Regions from separate parts of the Homo sapiens genome. Here region 2 is linked to region 1. The links are chromatin loops, found by intact Hi-C in ENCODE. Cell type or tissue: heart right ventricle. All regions are shown on one strand.

Region 1 (4,000 bases):
AGCACTCATAAGCAAAAACGCATTCCAACATCAACTAGATTCGAGTCTTTGAATTATCTGCTGTTTGGTAATATTTAGGATTCTGTTTTTTCCATTAGTATGGAACATTCACAGCTGACTGTATATGATGTTGAAAGAAATAAGCCCCTAAGTAAGTGATAGTTAAATCACCTAGCCCACTTTCTCTGCACTGGGAAGTGAGTGGACCACATTTAATTTGCAGAGAAAATGCTTTTGTTCACTCACCCCACAGATCCTGGTTCCCTCTATTTACTCCGATTAGCAGAGTGTGTGGGGTGAGGGGCAGGGAAAGAGAGGGGATAAGATACGGTTCTGTGCCATATAGAACTTACTCTGTATTTGGGAAACCATTTATTTGTTCATTCACAGATTTATTTTTATGGTAATAGGGAGCCACTGAAGGTTTTTGATGAGTCAAGATAACATACTGAAAATGGCTTTGTGTGATCTGACAACGACATGTAGGATGGCTGAGGTAGAAAGAGTTGGGAAATAGGTCAATAAGACAGGAGGTTCTTGCAATAGTCCAGGCAAAAGTGAGGTGCTCCAATCACAAGGCCAGTAGTCAGAATGGGAAAAGGGGCTGAAAGAGAGAAGCCTTATCAGCAGTGGCTGTCTATCTTGGCTGTTCCCTATTGATGCTGGGGCCCATCCCAAAACATTTCCACTTAATCGGTCTGGATTGGGGTGCAGGAATTGGTATTGTTTTAGAAGTCCCCCAAGGGATTATCACATGCAGCCTGGATTTCAGAATCACTGTCATAAAGGAAGCTCTACCAGGGGAGGTGAGGGTGTTGGGATTTAACGGGTCAGGGAATGAAGAGAGATGAAAGGGATTCCCTGGTTTCATTCCTAAGTGGCTGAGAGAAACACAGAAAGAGGACCACATGGGTGGGGCAGCATCTTCCAGGGGAAGGAGATCAGCTTTTGCAGGATTTTGCTGGAGGCCCCCTCCACCACCCCACCTGGGTGAGACCGTGAGCAGCTTGGCGTAGAAGTGGGGAGATGGTATCGCACAGACGGGGATGAGTCCTCTGGGATAGGGGTAAGAAAAACAAGCACAGAGCCAAGCATTGAACCTTAATGCTTCCCAGGGGAAGGTGGCAGGGCAACTGGAAAGTAAGGGACCCTGGAAAACATCTCAGATCTCCTGGACAGTGCCTGGGAGATTCAAGACTAAGAGAGACCATTGATGGCTGGCACGGTGGCTCACGCCTGTAATCCCAGCACTTTGGGAGGCTGAGGTGGCAGGATTGCTTGAGGCCAGGAGATCGAGACCAGCCTGGACAACATAGTGAAACCCCATCTCTAAAAAAAAAAAAAAAATGCCAGACATGGTGGTGTGCACCTGTAATCCCAGCTACTCGGGAGGCCGAGGTGGAAGGATCACTTGAACCTAGGAGTTTGAGGCAGAGTGGACTATGATTGCCAGTAATAATAATGATAATAATGAAGAAGAAGACGCGCCATTATATTTGTCAACTGTGGCAGGGACAAGGCCAAAACCAAGTCAGTGGGGTCGCAGGATGAGTAGTTAGAGAGGGGATGAATGAGAGGGAGCGAGGGGAGACTGGCAGACTGCTTCTACCAGGCACACTGAAAGAATTTGGGAGAACAGAACAAACTGAAGGGAGGCAGGAGCGCATCATCACCCATCTGCAGGGTGAGCCCATGGCCAAGGAAAAGGCAGTGCTGTGCCATGCAGTTGTGGGGGTGGAGCCAGGCCCCATGGCATCAGTCCCAGAAAGAAAGATTCTGACTCCACGTGGGGCAGGATTTTCAAAGGACTACAACTTCACAATGCAATAGGCAAGCCCAGGTCCACCGGGGCTTTTCACACGAGGTTATGGAGCATCTGAAAAGGTCGCTGTGGGATATTCATAGGTCCCTCATCAACAGGAGAGCCACACGAGAGACCCCAAGGTGCCCTCCACCTCTGGACCGGTCTGATGCAGCATGGCCACGCCCCCACCCACCCAGGGACAGCCTCATGACCTTAGCAGATCCTGGTCACTCTGCCAGGCCAAATAAACGTGACGGGAAGGCGGAGAGCCATCAACTTGCCCTCCGCACACCCCTCCTGCATTTCCCATCCCTCATCTTCGTGTGCATCTTGTTGATGATTTGCTGTAGGAGTCAGAGAGCAGGTCACTAGCTGTTTGGGGAAATGGTAAACAAAGATAAGAGCTTTAAGCACTGGAATTTATTTTTTATCCACTGGCCTAAAAGCAACTGCATGTTAAATTTAGAAAGCTGGTGCCAGACCCCTCCCCGCCCCTCCTGCTTCCTGCTCCTCTTACCGCCCATGCTCAAAGCATGGTCTCAGCTGACTATAGAATACGAGATGTGTTTGTAAAGCCCAGGAGTCTTCAGAGGCTGCCTGCCTGGATGTTTATAAAAATGTCTCATCTGAGGGCCTGGGAGAAAGGGGCCGTTTCCTGCGCTCCCCAGCTCTGCTCACCATTCTAGCAGCAGCCATCTCTGCCCAAATATTTACCCAAACGTCCTCCCTGGTCAGGGCCCTGGGTGCATCAGTCCCCCACTGTCGTCAGGTGGGATGCCCGCAAGGGAGGGGGCAGCATTTTCAGCAGACCACCGATGGATTTATTAATAAGGCCTCCCTCACGCCTGGGAATCTATTATTGAACAGCTCTCTTTTCTCCGTGGGTTAAATCCCTTTGCTACCAACTCTAAGAACCTGCAGAAATCCTTCTATTGACCTGGAATTCTGTTGTATTGAATATTGTCTGAAATAAATGAGCCATTGTCTGGGCTCAGAATTTTCTGGGTAGAAAGAGATCTCCACTGTGATGTAATTTATTGCAGCAGGAGTTTTTTTTTTCTTTTTTTCCAGCTCATCCTGAATTCCCTATTGCCCACTCGGTCCATTTTCACAGTCCAGGATATAAGTGGGGAGGGCTAGGCCCAAGCTTAAAAAAAAAGCCTCCTTTGCCCAAGGATGATGTCCAGAGGCCTAAATGGTGACTGGTACCAGATTTTAAGGGCTACTGAGTAACTGAGGTCCATTTGTGTGGCCAGCTTAGAAGAAAAGAGATCAGACCAACACTCTCAGCTGGCATTGGGAGACCAGTCATAGGACAGTAAAAAGGGAAGAGCAGCTGGGCACAATGGCTCACGCCTGTAATCCCAGCACTTTGGGAGGCCAAGGCAGGCAGATCACTTGAGGTCAGGAGTTTGAGACCAGCCTGGCCAACATGGCGAAACCCCATCTCTACTAAAAATACAAAAAATTAGCCAAGTGTGGTGGCAGGTGCCTGTAATCCCAGCTACGCGGGAGGCTGAGGCAGGAGAACCACCTGAACCTGGGAGGCAGAGGTTGCAGTGAGCCCAGATCACGCCATTGCACTCCAGCCTGGGCAACAAGAGCAAAACTTCATCTCAAAAAAAATCAGCTGGGCATGGTTGTGCACACCTGTAATCCCAGCTACTTGGGAGGCTGGGGCAGGAGAATCACTTGAACCTGGGAGGCAAAGGCTGCAGTAAGCCACTGCCCTCCAGCCTGGGTGGCAGAGTGAGACTGTGTCTCAAAAAAAAAAAAAAAAAAAAGAAAGAAAGAAAAAGAAAAAGCAAAGCAAAGCAAACAAAGAGCAGTTCAACCCTCCCATTGGATGGATGAGGAACCACAGCCCAGAGAGGTGAAGTGACTTGCCTAAGCTGCACAGCAAAGGAGGGGGCAGAGGCAGCGTTAGACCTCAGGCCTTGGGATGCGGGTCCAGAGCTGTGCTCACTGCTACATTGCATTGGAGACAGAAGGGTTTAACCACAAAATCCAGGAGGAGAAACTAGGCATCCCATAGCTAGATGGGATTTTTAGTGTTCAATTGATAAGAAATTGTGGAGCATGCTTCTCGGGTCACACTGTGAGAATCTCAAGAAAGACAAGGCCTTGTGGAGAAGTGCGTCCATTCTAGGCCCAGGCAGCAGGGCCGCAGGGTCAGCAGGAGATGAACTTGAGCAG
Region 2 (4,000 bases), 110 kb after region 1:
TAGTTGAACTTGTGATTTTAAAGAACAAGAAGGTGCTACTGGGTGGGAGGTGCCCAGCCTGGGCCCACAGTCAGGTGCGGGAGCTGGTCTCTGCAGGAGAAGTGCTTCCACTGGAGTTCGGTTTCAGCTGTGAACGGTGGGCTTTTACTGACTTTGACAGAGGTTTCTCAGAATCTTAAACCACAAAGAGGCAAACACAATGGCCTCTAACAATTTTCTGATGCACACTGATAGGGGCTGTCTCATTGGTTTGTAGTCATCCAGTTTACAACTGGAAAGGACTTCAGATATCATCTGGCCCTTTGCTTCTCAAATTGCTGATTTTGACTCACTAGTGGTCATGAAATCAATTTAATGGGCTGTGACCAACTTGTAAATGTTTTATTTTTTACAGATAGAATACAATACAATAGAATAGATCAAAGTGGTTCTTATACTGTGAATAAGGTGTTCTTCTGTAAAACTTTTATTTCAAATGTATGTGTGTGTATTAGATAACAATGTGGTTAATATATTATTTACTGAGGTTCATGATTAAACAGTGTCAAAATCACCGACCTAGTCCAAATCCCACATTTTACATCTAAGAGAACTAAAGCTGGAGAGGGGAAGTGATTGGCCTAAATCCATTAAGGTAACAAGCAGTAGAGAGAAAGAAAGTTGAAGCTGGGATTTTAACTGCAGATTTCTACTGTAAGCTATCATGCCCTGTTGGATGCTTCTACCCAAAGAAGAGGGAATTAATACAGGTTCTTGATCTTTATGAGGGTGGGTCACAAAGACTTAGATAGCAGTAGTCATTAAAATATGCAGCAACCATCACCCATATGCTGTTATAGAAAGAGGATGGGGGGAAATGAACTGGTATAAAATAAATGGGCTGAAAGAAGAAGTTAGAAGTCCAGAAAATTAGGTAAACTTCAGAAGGGTCTTTGGATCAAGACTGGGAAAGAAGGTGGTCTTAAATCATAAGAAAGCATGGAAGCTTTGTAGCAATACACTATTTGGTATAACGAGATCATGCTGGTGGCAGGTAAGGGTGAAGAGTCTATTAATGGTTCATTCAAGAAAAGTGGGACTCAAATCAAATTCCTCTGTCTCTTTGGTCTAAGCCACTTATTTATCTGTGGACAATTGTTCCTTTGATAATTCCACCTACTGGGCAGTGTGCTTGGCTTGGTGATAGTTGTCCTGTGGACAACTTTCTTCCTATTCTCAAAGGCCTCCTAAAACATCAGCACACTATGTCAGGGCATTCACTTTTAGAGAATAATGGCCCCCCTAAAATGCAATAATGCAGTTTAGTGAATTCCAATCATTTAAAAAAGGTGCTCTTACAGGCTTAGTGTTCATGATTAAGCTATTTTGACCAGTGAGAATATTGATATTTCACTCACTGAATGATGCTCAATAATTATGACCTACAGACCATCATGATGGTCTCACATGAATTTTGCTTTCAGATTCACATTATTGGGAACGGCAATGCACAGCTTTGCTTTCAACGCTTTCATGAAAGCCAGCTTTCACCAAGCTAGGGGACCCAAATATTGCCCACAGTTTGGCCTCATGGCCAGAGATGTTAGAATAATTCAGGACTTCTGTGCTTAATTCCACTGTTTCAAGGGTATTGTGTTTTCTCAATATACTATGTATATTTTCATTTTCATCAATTCCTCTTAGAATTGAGCCACATTTTTGGGTCAAACATTTAGTAAATGAGCCTCATACTGAGGCTTGCACTTTTATCAGCAGCAAAAACCTAAAGTTTGACTCCTTAGCATCAGTGTCTGGGAAGCTCTTCCACAACGGTGGCTTAATTTCCACCTTTCTTCAACATCTATGATTCTACTGAGCTCAGTCCAGTTTAAAAACAAGTGCCATCTCCAGGTGTCAGCTGCCCAATTTAAGTCTAAGTACTTGTCTTTTCTTGGACAAATCAGCAATAGTTTCCACCCTACCCTATCCTCAGCCACATGTTCAAGCCCAGTGTATTCAGATGTCTCATATCTTCTAAGTCAAAGAACAAACATGTCCAACAGGTGAGTCTTTCAGAGCCCTTCAATTCCCGTTGTTCTTGATCCATGATGGTAGGCCAGGAAGTCTCACATAGCCATCTGCCAGTATTAAAGTAAACCATCTCTATGCTGTTCTTCAACCCCATCTAAATAGTACATAAACATGATGGTTAAGAGCAATTACACGAAAAGTGTTCACACCTTAGTCACTTCCAGAACACAGACTCTCCTAATGGATGGCACCATGGAAGCTGAGCTTTAAAAAGTGTTGAAACGACCTTGTTATTTTGATTGCTGATGCCACATGCTTTTCCTTATGTATCCCAAAGTTCTCAACTTCCTCACTGCCTGGTGACAAGGTGCTATTAGTTCATGCATGCTAGCTAATTAAATTTTAAAAATGGTGCTAAAAACCTCCAACTTGGAGGCATATGAGACACCTCCCCCTCCTGTGGTGTGAACTTTGAAGCTAAGTGTCAGGCCCTTTATACCAAAGGCTTATTTATTTGCTAAATTGATTTTTTTTTTCAGTATGGGACCTAAGGTTCCCTGGGAGATAGATTGCTTCAGGCTTTGATACTTACAAAGATGTTCTTAGAACACCCTACTGCAGCTAGGTACAAGAAGCTACAAACGTGACATCCAAACGAGGATATTCAGTGCAGCCCTGGCTTGTGATTAAGCAGTACAACAGAATAGAGAAATCAGAAATACACCTAGGAATTAATAAATGATAAAAGTGACATTTCAAATCATTTGGAAAAGGATGAATTTCCAGATGGAACTCTACCCTCCTGGAGGGGGGGAAAAAGGGTGTGTCCCTAACTCCATCTTCCAAATAAATTCCTGATATATCAAACATTCTATATTTTAAAAATAAAATTTAAAGAAACTAGAAAAATGAAAGTTTATGAAAAAATATCCTTGGTGGAGAAAACCTTTCTGAGTAAGATGCAAAATGTAGACACTGTTAAAATCAATTAAAGTCAACAACACAAAAACAAATGTTTTCTGATTGGAAGAAATATATGATAAGCAAAGTCAAAGACAATGATAAAGAGGAGAAACTATTTAAGGCATATAAAAGGCTACTTTCTTTAATATGCAAAGAGCTTCTACAAATAAAGTGGGAAAAGATCAATAACCCAACAGAGAAGTGGCAAAGGATCCCTCAGAAAACAAAATACATTGCATTTTAAACATATGAAAAGATGCTCAAACTTGCTCATAATTAGAGAAATGCACATCGAAACTGCAGCAATATACCATCAAATGGTAAAGATTTAAAATTGTGACCACACATTTTAATGACAAGTATGGGAGGGACATATGCATATTTATGGGAATCTAAACTGACATAAACCCTAGAAAGAGAAATTTAGTCATATTTATCGAAATTAAAAACATAGACCATCTTTGACCTAATAATTCCATTTCTAGGAATTTATCTTGCATACTTACCCCAGACATCAATGATGTGTATATGAAAATCTTCACTGCGATGGTGTTTGTAAAAGTAAGAGATGTTTATCAATTGAGAACTTGTTTTAAAAATTAGGATACATTCATACAAGGAAATCCTTAAAAACACTACCTAATTTAACAAGAATGAATGAAGCAAAATGGGACAATTTCCCAAATACCATTAATGAACAAAGCAAGGTAAAGAACAGCATGTATCATATATGATCCATTTGACTATAAAGAAATTTTTAAGAGAGGTTGCCTCTGTGAAGGAGCAGATGGGCCCCAGGGTGGGAGCAAGTGTACTTTTTTCTTATACTCATTTGTACTTTATGAATTATGTACAAAGTTCATGCTTACCTACCTACAACTTGATGCTCTGATGGGAGTATATGAGGTTATGCAACAAGGCTGGCATCATGAAGGGATCCAGGGATGCAGGTGCCACTTACCAAAATGGAGCGGCATAGCTGATGGATGCCAGGAAGTGTAAAAGTCAAGTTCAACAAGAGGGAGCC

Evidence for each region. Peaks named below come from ENCODE experiments on the same cell type or tissue, not always from the same donor. Only the 100,000 strongest peaks of a DNase experiment are listed, where the experiment ranks them.
Region 2: it touches region 1 in a loop (3-fold over the local background); 2 of 110 quality-filtered maps call a loop at or near these places.

The regions. Positions count from the first base shown.
Region 1 is chr7:139,993,481-139,997,480 of GRCh38, reverse strand. All of the region lies in intron 9 of TBXAS1 (thromboxane A synthase 1), which reads right to left. Among named protein-coding and RNA genes, the nearest start is that of PARP12, 67 kb to the left of the region's middle. In heart right ventricle, CTCF peaks have their summits at 1,549 and 1,751; a DNase peak (open chromatin) is centred at 1,750.
Region 2 is chr7:139,880,280-139,884,279 of GRCh38, reverse strand. All of the region lies in intron 3 of TBXAS1 (thromboxane A synthase 1), which reads right to left. It overlaps LOC107986853 (a long non-coding RNA gene), which reads right to left. Exons shown (of 2, transcript XR_001745384.2): 1 at 3,847-4,000; 2 at 356-2,164. Among named protein-coding and RNA genes, the nearest start is that of TBXAS1, 53 kb to the right of the region's middle. In heart right ventricle, no CTCF peak of the experiment used is centred here; no DNase peak of the experiment used is centred here.